Linked DNA regions of Homo sapiens: region 1 is linked to region 2. The links are chromatin contacts, found by Hi-C or POLR2A ChIA-PET in ENCODE. All regions are on one chromosome and are shown on one strand. Each heading gives the region's core, a stretch centred on a gene start or an enhancer-like site at or near the end of the contact. The rest is flanking DNA. Distances are from core to core; before and after follow the strand shown. Region 1 holds the start of MCM9 (minichromosome maintenance 9 homologous recombination repair factor). Region 2 has its middle 99 kb from the start of ASF1A.

The links. Hi-C counts contacts between places; a loop is a spot of excess contacts on that map. ChIA-PET counts read pairs that join two places held with the same protein, here RNA polymerase II (POLR2A). Pooled maps may share reads with other maps.
Region 1: a pooled map shows a loop between it and region 2 (5-fold over the local background). The contact joins the promoter of MCM9 here to the enhancer-like site in region 2. A Hi-C loop is called at or near these places in 1 of 168 maps with a recorded cell type or tissue (naive thymus-derived CD4-positive, alpha-beta T cell) and 8 of 50 pooled maps. POLR2A ChIA-PET finds 5 or more read pairs at or near these places in 6 of 52 experiments (A549, CD4-positive, alpha-beta T cell, CD4-positive, alpha-beta memory T cell and 3 more).

Annotation. Positions count from the first base shown.
Region 1 is chr6:118,933,344-118,939,912 of GRCh38, forward strand. It overlaps MCM9 (minichromosome maintenance 9 homologous recombination repair factor), which reads right to left and starts at 1,816. Exons shown (of 14, transcript NM_017696.3): 1 at 1,548-1,816. LOC124901389 (a long non-coding RNA gene) reads left to right here and starts at 1,572. Exons shown (of 2, transcript XR_007059729.1): 1 at 1,572-1,647. RefSeq lists silencers at 1,065-1,314, 1,565-1,994.
Region 2 is chr6:118,791,650-118,799,022 of GRCh38, forward strand. No RefSeq gene overlaps it. Among named protein-coding and RNA genes, the nearest start is that of ASF1A, 99 kb to the right of the region's middle. Within about 2 kb of position 5,127, at least 2 of the 41 ENCODE cell types and tissues checked have a DNase peak (open chromatin) inside an H3K27ac peak, as active enhancers do.

The DNA.
Region 1 (6,569 bases), core at 566-3,065, 140 kb after region 2:
AATACAAAAAAAATTAGCTGGGCGTGGTGGCAGGTGCCTGAAGTCCCAGCTACTCAGGAGGCTGAGGCAGGAGAATGGCGTGAACCCGGGAGGCGGAGCTTGCAGTGAGCCGAGACCACGCCACTGCACTCCAGCCCGGGCACAGAGCGAGACTCCGCCTCAAAAAAAAAAAAAAAGAGAGAAACACTTATTTCGTTTGGAAAGAGATTGAGGACTGGAGAAGAGGTGTACTTAAATTTGACTTACTTCATTTGTCCAACATTTATTGTACTGGACTCTACAAATACGAATATTAAAGGAGACTGCTATAAAGTTCACAGTTTATCATCCTAAGTACGTGTTATACACGCTATTTGCTATATTTTGCTTTCTCTGAGAACCTACTATTCCGCAAGGTGTGAAACGTTTAAGAAGTACATATAGCAGTTAGGTCAAGAATCCTGACCACTATAGGAGGCCAGAGTGAGAGTAAGAATGAGTAAATGTATATCCAAAACAATGAGTGGAAATAAATTACGGCCTCCACGGTAATTTGTTTTTGGTTAAGCAATATAAATTCAGCCAAGTGTAAAGCAGAAAAAGCACTTGGGAAGGAATATCTCCACAATGTGGACTTTGCCCAAAAAAAAAAAAAAAAAAATCTGGACTCCCAACAGTGGCTACAAGAGAATCACTATGATTCTATTAAAGCATATTAAGTTTAGAGCCACAAATTTAGCAATTTGAAAAACAGCTCCACACAAGGCAGGAAAAGGGCAGCAGCAGAATTCAACGTTCAAATTAAGGTCAGATTAAATTTTGCCTAGTTAGGCTAGCATTTCTATGGTTATATGGACCATCGTTATTCATTCCCTTTCAACATCTATGCAAAACTGACTAATCAACTGTGTTATCAGCAGTTTGCTAAATCAATAAACGTACCTACTACCCACCCAGATAGACACTGGAGGGACTTTTTGTTTTGAGAAGGGTCATTTCACAACTTTCAAGTTCTCTTTCCTTTTCTTATTGAATATTTGGGGTCAAAATAAAATCATTTGCTTTACTTTGTCCTCTTGACCACAGCGAAGCGTCGAAAAGAAGACAGGAGAGTGCCTAACTGCACTGGCATCCCCCAGCTGTCTCCGGGAATCGCGGCAGCCCCGCCCCGCCCGCCTGCACCTGCCGGGAGCCCCGCCCCCTCCGCGCGGGCTGGCGGGACGCGCGCCCTCGGCCCCGCCCCACTCCCTCCGCCCCTCTCACTGCGGGGGCGCGCCATTTCGCGCCTCCGGGCCGCTCGGCTGCCCCAGGGGCGCCTGGCAAACGTGGAGTCGCTCGGTTTTGGAGGCATGCTTTCCAAACTTTCTAATTCACAGGGTCTTTGCACGCAGCCCCTGCCCCACAACACCTTGGCAGTCTCTGAGACTTCTGGGGCTCTTCTCCCGGGCAGCTCCCGTGCCTGTCCGGTCCCGGAGTTGAATAGTTTTTGAAGTAATGAGACGGGAACGAGACTTGGGACGAACTGGAGAAAAACATAACCGCGAAAGGAGGAGGCGGCTATCACTTACTGGCTGTGTCAGAAGTCGCCGGGAACGCGTTGCTCCCGAGGCCGAAGGGCCCAGAGAGCTCCAGCCAGGCAGCGGGTTCGTCTCCGGCGCAAGAAGGCTGGTGAGGCGGAGTGCGCGCGTGCACGTGGCCGCTCGAGGCGCCACCGGCCGCGGGGACGCGCGGGCTGTGTCGGGCGGCCTAGCGCCTGCGGCTCTGCCGGGCCTGCGCTCTCGACCGACGCCGGGCCGCGCACCGCCTCAACTTCCCTGCCCCGGCGGCTCTTCCGGATGGAGACGAGGCAGCGGGGCGGGGTGGAGCGGAGCGGGCGGATTGGGGCGGAGCCAGGAGGGTCCCGGGCGGGGAGAGGGGCGGGACCCGAGCAGTGACCTCAGGCTAAGTGGCCAGAGCAGGGTTGTGCGGCGGCTCAGATCGGATCTTAGGGTTTGTTTTTTGTCTGTCCAAGGAATTTGCCTAACCCAAGGCCACAGAGGATCTCTTCTGTGTTTTCTGACACAAGTTTTAGAATTTTAGGTTTTATATTGAGGTCTGTGATCCAATTAGAGCTAATTTTTGTCTGTGGTGCAAAGTATGGATCTTAGGTCATTTTTTTGTATGTGAATAGTGTCATTTGTTTAGAGAGCTTTCTTTTTCTCACTGAATAGCTTTTGCACCTATGTTTAAAATCAGTTGTCCCTAAAGCATCAGTTGTGGGTCTATTCTTAGACTTTCTATTCTGTTCCGACAATTTATTATATTTCTCTCTACAAAAATACCACATTGTCTTGATTCCTGTAGATTCGTAAGAGTCTTAAAATCAGATCGTGTTTGGCCTCCAATTTTTTGTTATTTTTCAAAAATGTTCTGGCTCATCTAGTCCCTTGGGTTTTCATATGAATGTTAAAATCAGCTTGTCACTTTAAAAAGTTGGGATTGTGATTGGTTACATTTCGTCTATAGATCCATGTAAGAATAATTTACATGTTAACAATATTTAGTAATGACCCTTAAAGTAAGCCTCTTCATTTATTTAGGTGTTATTTCACTCAGCAAATGTTTTGATCTTTTGTCAGGTCTAGTCTTATATAGTCCATTTTCACAGTGCTAATAAAGACATACCTGGGACTGAGTAATTTATAAAGGAAAGACGTTTAATTGACTTACAGTTCAGCATGGCTGGGGAGACTTCAGGAAACTTAAAATCATGGCAGAAGCGGGAGCAAACCTCCTTCTTCACAGGGCTGCAGGAAGGAGAAGTGAGGAGCAAGGAGGGAAAAGCCCCTTAGAAAACCATCAGATCTTGTGATACCTCACTCACTATCAGAGAACAGCATGGGAATAACCACCCCCATGATTCAGTTACCTCCCACCGGGTCCCTCCCACAACACCTGGGGATTATGGTAACTACAGTTCAAGATGAGGTTTGGGCAGGGACACAGCCAAACCATATCACCCTATGTCAGATTTATCCATAAATCTAAGGATGGGGGAAAAATATACTTCTTGATATTATGTAAATGACATTTTAAATTTTCAGTTGTTCTTTGATAGTGTCTTAGTCTGTGTTGCTAAAAAGGAATGCCTGAGACTGAATAATTTACAAATAAAAGAGGTTTATTTGGCTCACACTTCTGCAGGCTGCTTCTGGTGAGGGCTTCAGGCTGCTTCCACTCAGTGAAGGGGAGGCTGCCTGTGCAGATCACATGGCCAGAAGAGAAGCAAGAGAAAGGGGAGGTAGTGGTCAGGCTCTTTTTAACAATCAGCTCTGGAGGCAACTAACAGAATGAGAACTCATTATGCAATGGCAGCACTAAGTTTTCCTGAAGGATCTGCCCCTGTGACCCAGACACCCCCAACTAGGCCCCACACTTGGGATCAGATTTTAAGATGAGATTTGGAAGGGAGAAATACTCAAACTATGTCAGATAGTGTGTAAAAATATGATTGGGGGTTTTGTTGTTGTTGTTACAGGTTCTTGCTCTGTTGCTCAGGCTGGAGTGCAGTGGTGTGATCATGGCCCACTGCAACCTCTGTCTGCCAGGTTCAAGCAATCCTCCTACCTCAGCCCCCTAAGTAGCTGGGTGATATGGTTTGGCTGTGTGTCCCCACCCAAATCTCACCTTAAATTGTAATCCCCAGGAGTCTGGTGGGAGGTGATTGAATCATGGGGCGAACTTCCCCCTTGCTCTTCTCATGATAGTGAGTTCTCATGAGATCAGGTTTTTTGAAAGTGTCTGGCACTTCCCCCTCACTCATTCTCTCTCTCTGGCAGTTCCCCCTCACTCATTCTCCCTCTCTCTCCCGCTCTGCTATGGTAAGACGTGCTTGCTTCCCCTTTGCCATCTGCCATGAATATAAGTTTCCCGAGGCCTCCTAGTCATGCTTTCTATTAAGCCTGCAGAACTGTGAGTCAATTAAACCTCTTTTTGTCATAAATTGCCCAGTCTCAGGTAGTTTTTTATAGCAGTGTGAAAACAGACTAATACATTGGAATTATAGGTCTGTGCCACCACACCTGGCTAATATTTTGGTATTTTTTTGTAGAGATAGGGTCTCACTATGTTGCCCAGGCTGGTATAATTGAATTTTTAACATTAATCTTGTATTTGCAATTTTGTAAAAACCACTTATGAGTTCTAACAGCTTTTCTTGTGGATTTTGCTAGATTTTCTATATATTCAGGATTTGTTATCTATGAATAAAGACAGTTTTACTTCCTTTCTATTCTGGAGGCCTTTTATTTCTTTTTCTTGTCTTTTTGCACTGACTAGAAGCTTGAGTACGGTGTTGGATAAAAGTGATGAGACCAGACATCCTTTCTTTGCTTCTGATCTTAGAGGGAAAGTTATCAGTCTTTTACTCTTAAATATGGATGTTAGCCCAGGGTTTTTTGTAGATGCCCTTTATTAAGATGTAGGAAGATTTGAGCACTTTTATCAAGAATGAATGTTGGATTTCATTAAGGCTTTTCTACATGTGTGGAAATGATCACTTTGCTTTTTTTTTCTTTTAGTTTCATATTTTATATATAGATTGAATTGTGTCCCTCCAAAAAAGATATATTGAAGTTATAATCCCCAGTCCCTTTAAATGTCACTTGTTTGGAAATAAGGTCTTTATAGAGGTAATTGAGATATTAGGAATTAGGATGGGCAGTAATCCAATATGACTTGTGTCCTTATAAAAAGGATAAATTTTATGGCTGGGCACAGTGGCTCACGCCTGTAATCCCAGCACTTTGGGAGGCCGAGGCGGGCGGATCATGAGGTCAAGAGATTGAGACCATCCCGGCCAACATGGTGGAACACCGTCTCTACTAAAAATACAAAAAAAAATTAGCTGGGTGTGGTGGCATGCGCCTGTAGTCCCAGCTACTTGGGAGGCTGAGGCAGGAAAATTGCTTGAACCCAGGAGGTGGAGGTTGCAGTGAGCCAAGGTCACGCCACTGCACTGTAGCCTGGTGACAGGGCAAGACTCCGTCTCAAAAGAAAAAAGAAAAAGCTTATAAAAAGGAAAATTTGGGCACAGATACACACACAGCAAGAATACCACATGAAGAGACACAGAAAAGATGGCCATCTACAAGCCAAGGAACACCTGAAATTACCAGAAGCTAAGAGAGAGACCTGGACAGATCCCTCCCTAGCACCTTCAGGAGGAGGATTTCCCTGTTGATATTTGGATTTTGTACTTCTGGCCTCCAGAACTGTGAGACAGTAAATTTTGCTTGTTCTGAGCCATTCAGTTGGTGGTACTTTGTTATGGCAGCCCTGGGAAACTAATACATCAATTGATACATGAATGTTAGATCAACTGCGCGTTTCTGAAATAATCTCCATTTGGTAATGATGTATTCATCTTTTTTATATATTGTTGAATTTGCTAACATACATCAATGTTTTTATTATACTTTAAGTTCTGGGATACATGTGCAGAACATGCAGGTTTGTTACATAGGTATACATGTGCCATGGTAGTTTGCTGCACCCATCAACCCGTCATCTACATTAGGTACTTCTTCTAATGCTATCCCTCCCCTAGCTCCACATCCCCTGACAGGCCCCAGTGTGTGATGTTCTCCTCCCTATGACCATGTGTTCTCGTTGTTCAAATCCCACGTATGAGTGAGAACATGCGGTGTTTGGTTTTCTGTTCTTGTGTTAGTTTGCTGAGAATGATGGTTTCCAGCTTCATCCATGTCCCTGCAAAGGACATGAACTCATCCTTTTTACATGATTTTAATTTTGTAACTTCTCCCTTTAATTTATTTTTACAGTTTTTATTGTGAGAATAGTCCATGAGGTTGACAAAAACTCAAGCCATGCTCTCTAATAGATTCCACTCCCCTCCTCAGAAAAGAACTGTCCTCTTTAAACTCAGTCAGTGTTAAGAGGATCATTACTGAATTTACAGATTCATTCTGCATAGATTTGGCTTCCTAAGAAGAGTATTTAAAGGGTGGAGCAAATGGCTAAAAACAAGGCTCTACCAATCATTCCCCCTCCACCCCTTAGGAACACCAAACTTAACAACTGTCTACACAAAGAACACAGTTATAAGAACCAAAAATCAGATGAGCACTCACAGTACCTGGTTTTAACTTCATATCACTAAAAGATCAATGAAGAGGGTAAGAAAGACAGTCTTGAATTGCAGATGCATCCCTCCCCCATACCTGGGCAGTGTCCACATGGTGTGGAGAGAGAATCTGTGCACTTGGGAGAGGGATAGCATAGAGATTATGGGACTTTACGTTGAAGTGAGTGCTTCCCTGTGACAGTGGAAAGCAAAATCAGGCTGCACTCAGCTGAAGCCCACCCGCAGAAGGAGTGTATAAACCAGCACTAGCCAGAGGGGAATCACCCATCCCAGAAGTCAGAACTTGAGTTCTGGCAAACCTCACCACCATGATTAAAGTACTCTGAGGCCCTATATAAACTTGAAAAGCAGTCTTGATCACAAGGACTGCAACTCTTAGCAAGTCCTAGTACAGAGCTGGGCTCAGAGCCATTGGAGTTGTGGGGACACATGACCCACTGAGACA
Region 2 (7,373 bases), core at 3,877-6,376:
CCTAATAAAGACATACCCAAGACTGGGTGATTATAAAGGAAAGAGGTTTAATTGACTCACAGTTTCACATTGCTGGGGAGGCCTCACAATCACGGCAGAGGGCAAGGAGGAGCAAGTTACATCTTACTTGGCAGCAGGGAACAGAGAACTTGTGCAGGGGAGCTCCTCTTTATAAAACCATCACATCTCATAAGACTTATTCACCATCAAGAGAACAGCACAGGAAAGACCGCCCCCATGATTCAATTACCTCCCACTGGGTCCATCCCACATCACATGGGAATTGTGGGAGCTACAGTTCAAGGTGAGATTTGGGTGGGGACACAGCCAAACCATACCACATAGTCTTTCCTCTGTAGGTGTCTGTGCCAAATCTCCTATTCTCATAAAGACACCAGTCATATTAGATCAGGGCCCACCCTAATGACCTCACTTTAATTCCTCTGTAAAGACCCTATCTCCAAATGCAGTCACATTCTGAGGTACTGGGGGTTAGGACTTCAATGTATTAATTTAGGGAAGTGGCGGGGAAGGAGGGAGTTGTTAGACCATTCTTGCATTGCTATAAAGGAATACATGAGGCTGGGTAATTTATAAAGAAAAGAGAGTTAATTGGCTCACAGTTCTGCGGGCTGTTTAGGAAGCATGGCACAGGCATCTGCTTGGCTTCTGGGGAAGCCTCAGGGAGCTTTCATTCATGGCAGAGGTGAAGCAGCATGCCACATGGGGAGAGCAAGGGGAGGGAGGAGCCACACGCTTTTCAACAATCAGATCTCATGATAACTCACCATCGTGGGGACAGCACCAAGCCACAAGGAATCTGCCCCCATGACCCAAACACCTTCCACCAGGCCCCACCTCCAACACTGGGGATTACAATCCAACATGAGATCTGGGTGGGACAAACATCCCAACTATAGCAGGGGGACAAAATTCATTGCATAATGATGAAGAGGAGGTGAGATTTCCAAGGAGAGACAATGGAATGCATCGTTAGGGGCACCTTCTCTGGAGTCAGATCATATGTGTCAGACCCTAACCCGCTTCTCACCTATGTAATCTTGGGCAAGTTTTCTTTTCTGCCCTTCGGTTCCCCTTTCTTTAAAATGGGTTCATAATGATACCTTCTGCAGGGAGCTTTTGTGAAGATCAAATAAATGCTTTTTACACGAAAGCCCTCTGTTTATTACAATAATTTCAAGCTTTTCCCTTAAAATGCTTAAAGGGTGCTTATGCATTCCCCTCATAAGGGAAGTGAATAGTGTGTTGACACGCCATAAAAATGTAAAACGTATCTTTATATGTGTGGTGAGGTGAATTGAGATGTCTATTTTAAAATTGTATTTTATAATCACAATTTTCTTTTTTTCTTTTTTGGTGAGACAGAGATTTACTCTTGTTGCCCAGGCTGGAGTGCAATGGCGTGATCTCGGCTCACCGCATCCTCTGCCTCCCAGTTTCAAGCGATTCTCCTGCCTCAGCCTCCCAAGTAGCTGGGATTACAGGCATGTGTCACCAAGCCCGGCTAATTTTGTATTTTTAGTAGAGACAGGGTTTCACCATGTTGCCCAGGCTGATCTTGAACTCCTGACCTCAGGTAATCCGCCCGCCTCGGCCTCCCAAAGTGTTGGGATTACAGGTGTGAGCCATTGCGCCCGGCCCATAATTTTCTTTTATACTCAAAACTTATAATACCCCTTGTGTTAGGGCATGAAATGGATTGTGGGCCATACGTGGCAGATTTCAGTCGAGACTCTACCCTGCCAGCCTTCTCAGCCAACCCCTACCTCTTCTCCCCCATCTGAACCAGAGGCAGCTTTCAATTGTGGGCCTAGTTCTTTCTGAGCAAACCTGGTCCAAGATCAGGTTCTCCAAATTCAGATGCCTGCCTTTATTTTTACAATGAAAACCTAATTCTGGACCAGCGTTATTCTGTACTGGTATATACTAGTAGCTGAGTATTTCTGGAGAAAATCTGATAATCATGTAGGCAGTTTCCATAAAGATATCACAGCATTTAGCCTCTCCTGAGCCCTCTGCACCACTGAATCTTTCTTCATATCCCTGGTCCACACCACATCCCAGACTCATAGGCAGCTCTTCCCAATCTCGACCTCTGCACACAAGCCCTGTACTCAGAGCCTACTACTCATGACAACTCCCTTATCCTTCACCAGGAACATGGTGGTTCTAGCAGCACAAAACTGCTTAATCCCACACACGCTGTAATGGTTAATACTGAGCGTCAACCTGATTGGATTCAAGGATACAAAGTTTTTATCCTGGGCGTGTCTGTGAGGGTGTTGCCAAAGGAGATTAACATTTGAGTCAGTGGGCTAGGAAAGGCAGACCCATCCTTAATCTGGGTGAGCACAATCTAATCAGCTGCTAGCATGGCTAGAATAAAAAGCAGGCAGAAAAATGTGAAGAGAGAGACTGGTCTAGCTTCCCAGCGTACATCTTTCTCCCGTGCTGGATGCCCCCTGCCCTAGAACACTGGACTCCGTGTTCTTCAGTGTTGGGACTCAGACTGGCTCTCCTTGCTCCTCAGCCTGCAGATGGCCTATTGTGGGACCTTGTGATCATGTGAGTTAATACTTAATAAACTCCCCTTTATTTTTATATATATATATATATATATATATTCCATTAGTTCTGTCCCTCTAAAGAACCCTGACCAATACACACACCATGCTGAATCTCTCCTTCAGGCCTTTGCTCTTGCACAGGGAAATACCTCCTCTTTCTCTGGGCTCCTCTGCTTTTGTCTAATATACTTTTACACTTCTTTCAAGACTCAACTCAAGCATCACGTCCCTCTCTCCAAAGCCTTGCTCATTCAGTGTCTGCTATAGTTTGAATGTTTATGTCTCTCCAAAATTCATGTTGAAACCTAGTACCCAATGTGATAGTATTCAGAGGTGAGACCTTTTGGGAAGTGATTAAGTTACGAAAGCTCTGCCCTCACAAATGGGATTAATGTCCTTATAAAGGAGGCTTCAGAGAGCTGCCTGGCACTTTCTCCCCTTCCACTCTCTGCCACATGAGGACACAGCATTTGTTCCTTTCTCCATATGAAGAGGCAGGAAGAAGGTGCCATTTTGGAAGCAGCAAGCAAGCCCTCTCTAGACACTGAATCTGCTGGAGCCTTGATCTTGGACTTCCCAGGCTCCAGAACTATGAGAAATACATTTCAATTATTTATAAATTACCCAGTCTGTGAATGCTTTGGTATAGCAGCAAGAACAAACTAGAAAACATCTCTGTCTTAGCTAAACAGGTATGTATTCCTCCTTGGTGACCCCATCATACCCTCCACACATCTCTAGCACTTTTTCTAATGGAATTGCTATATCATTGATTCATCTCTCCTAACACACTGAGTTCCCTGGGGGCAGAAGCCTCATGTGTTCATTTCTGAACCTCACTGTCCGGCGTAGTACATGCTAACATAGTAGATGCTTCAAGGGGCTTGTCTTCTCCCCAATTATATAGACTACTGAAGTCATTTGTGTGCCCAGCTCCTGAAGAACAAGGCACCAAAGTCATAATAATTTTTGATTTCATCTCCAACAGGATTCTTGGTGTCAAGGAACAAAACCCATCTGTGTTGATTTGAGTATAAAAGGATTTTGCTAAAAGCAATTTGGTAGCTCATTGAATCGGTAAGAAGATCAGAAAGTTGGACTTGACCAGGAGTGACAGCTCACACCTGTAATCCCAGCACTTTGGGAGGTTGAGGTGGGCGGATCACCTGAGGTCAGGAGTTCACGACCAGCCTGGCCAACATGGCAAAACCTTGTCTCTACTAAAAATACGAAAATTAGCCGGGCACGGTGGCGCGCACCTGTAGTCCCAGCTACTCAGGAGGCTGAGGCGGGAGAATTGCTTGAACCTGGGAAGCGAAGGTTGTAGAGCTAAAATCGCACCACTGCACTCCAGCCTGGATGACAGAGCAAGACTCTATCTCAAAAAAAGAAAGAAAGGAAGAAAATTGCACTTAAAAATAGGTATAAAAAAGGTAAACAAAAGGCAGCCTGGGCCACAGTCAAAATCATACTATCAAACCACGCCACTTGATGTCCAGCATGCACTGCCATCCATGGCATCACCAGCTGTTCCTGGAAACTAGAGTTCATTGGGACACCTACCATAACCCTCCCACTGGGCAGACTATCCACCCTTCCTGGACTCCCTGCTCCCAAGTCCAAATGGGGTGTGGAACCTTAGTTGAAGTGCTGATACTCTCAGTTCAAGGGGAAGCTGGGAAGGTGGGTAGCTGGTGTTTTCAACCTGGCCAGAGAAGGTATAGGACTTCCTCAGTGAAGATGGATCAGATAATGGTGGACAGAAAAATTAAAAATATCAATTATAGATCCCTTAGGTCTAGCATAGGCTGGCAAATAGTAAGTGCTAAGTAAAGGCAGATAAAAAAATAAAGTATGAATAAATATCCTCTGAATGTGTTTCCAGGAGCCCACTTTGCCAAGGGGAATCTTAATCTGGCCCTACAATAACATATTTTAGATGAGGAGACAAAGAGAAAAGAGGATTGGAGAAAAACCCAACATGTATTAAGTGTCTGTGACATGCCAGGTGCTGTGCAGGCACATTAAATATTTTCCTGCAGGCAGGCCATACAATCCTCACTGGGGGATTGGTGGAGCCAAGATGGCCGAATAGGAACAGCTCCAGTCTAGAGCTCCCAGCGTGAGCGAGGCAGAAGACGGGTGATTTCTGCATTTCCAACTGAGGTACCGGGCTCACCTCACTGGGGAGTGTCGGAAAGTGGGTGCAGGACAGTGGGTGCAGCGCACCCAGTGTGAGCCGAGGCAGGGCGAGGCACGGCCTCACCCAGGAAGCGCAAGGGGTCAGGGAATTCCCTTTCCTAGTCAAAGAAAGGGGTGACAGACAGCACCTGGAAAATCCGGTCACTCCCACCCTAATACTGCACTTTTCCAACAGTCTTAGCAAACGGCACACCAGAAGATTATATCCTGCGCCTGGCTCAGAGAGTCCTACACCCACGGAGCCTTGCTCATTGCTAGCACAGCAGTCTGAGATCAAACTGCAAGGCCGCAGCGAGGCTGGGGGAGGGGCACCTGCCATTGCCAAGGCTTGAGTAGGTAAACAAAGCAGCCAGGAAGCTCGAACTGGGTGGAGCCCACCGCAGCTTGAGGAGGCCTGCGTATCTCTGTAGACTCCACCTCTGGGGGCAGCAAATAGCCAAACAAAAGGCAGCAGAATCCTCTGCAGACTTAAATGAATAGAGACACAAAAAACCCTTCAAAAAATCAACGAATCCAGGAGCTGGTTTTTTGAAAAGATCAACAAAATTGATAGACTGCTAGCAAGACTAATAAAAAAGAAAAGAGAGAAGAATCAAATAGATGCAATAAAAAATGATAAAGGGGATGTCACCACCGATCCCACAGAAATACAAACTACCATCAGAGAATACTACAAACACCTCTATGCAAATAAACTAGAAAATCTAGAAGAAATGGATAAATTACTTGATACATACACCCTCCCAAGACCAAACCAGGAAGAAGTTGAATCTCTGAATAGACCAATAACAAGCTCTGAAATTGAGGCAATAATTAATAGCTTACCAACCAAAAAAAGTCCAGGACCAGATGGATTCACAGCCGAATTCTACCAGAGGTACAAAGAGGAGCTGGTACCATTCCTTCTGAAACTATTCCAATCAATAGAAAAAGAGGGAATCCTCCCTAACTCATTTTATGAGGCCAGCATCATCCTGATACCAAAGCCTGGCAGAGACACAACAAAAAAAGAGAATTTTAGACCAATACCCCTGATGAACATCGATGCAAAAATACTCAATAAAATACTGGCAAACCGAATCCAGCAGCACATCAAAAAGCTTATCCACCATGATCAAGTAGGCTTCAACCCTGCGATGCAAGGCTGGCTCAACATATGCAAATCAATAAACGTAATCCAGCATATAAACAGAAACAACGACAAAAACCATGATTATCTCAATAGATGCAGAAAAGGCCTTTGACAAAAATCAACAACGCTTCATGCTAAAAACTCTCAATAAATTAGGTATTGATGGGACGTGTCTTAAAATAATAAGAGCTATCTATGACAAACCCACAGCCAATATCATACTGAATGGGCAAAAATTGGAAGCATTCCCTTTGAAAACTGGCACAAGACAGGGATGCCCTCTCTCACCACTCCTATTCAACATAGTGTTGGAAGTTCTGGCCAGGGCAATTAGGCAGGAGAAGGAAATAAAGGGCATTCAATTAGGAAAAGAGGAAGTCAAATTGTCCCTGTTTGCAGATGACATGATTGTATATCTAGAAAACCCCATCATCTCAGCCCAAAATCTCCTCAAGCTGATAGGCAACTTCAGCAAAGTCTCAGGATACAAAATCAATGTGCAAAAATCACAAGCATTCTTATACACCAATAACAAACAGACAGCCAAATCATGAGTGACCTCCCATTCACAACTGCTTCAAAGACAATAAAATACCTAGGAATCCAACTTACAAGGGACGTGAAGGACCTCTTCAAGGAGAACTACAAACCACTGCTCAGTGAAATAAAAGAGGATACAAACAAATGGAAGAACATTCCATGCTCATGGGTTGGAAGAATCAATATCATGAAAATGGCCATACTGCCCAAGGTAATTTATAGATTCAATGCCATCCCCATCAAGCTACCAATGACTTGCTTCACAGAATTGGAAAAAACTACTTTAAAGTTCAAATGGAACCAAAAAAGAGCCTGCATTGCCAAGTCAATCCTAAGCCAAAAGAAGAAAGGTGGAGGCATCACGCCACCTGACTATGCTACAAGGCTACAGTAACCAAAACAGCATGGCACTGGTACCACAACAGAGATATAGACCAATGGAACAGAACAGAGCCCTCAGAAATAATGCTGCATATCTACAACCATTTGATCTTCGACAAACCTGAGAAAAACAAGCAATGGGGAAAGGATTCCCTATTTAATAAATGGTGCTGGGAAAACTGGCTAGCCATATGTAGAAAGCTGAAACTGGATCCCTTCCTTACACCTTACACAAAAATTAATTCAAGATGGATTAAAGACTTAAATGTTAGACCTAAAACCATAAAAACCCTAGAAGAAAACCTAGGCAATACCATTCAGGACATAGGCATGGGCAAGGACTTCATGTCTAACACACCAAAAGCAATGGCAACAAAAGTCAAAATTGACAAATGGGATCTAATTAAACTAAAGAGCTTCTGCACAGCAAAAGAAACTACCATTAGGGTGAACAGGCAACCTACAGAATGGGAGAAAATTTTTGCAATCTACTCATCTGACAAAGGGCTAATATCCAGAATCTACAAAGA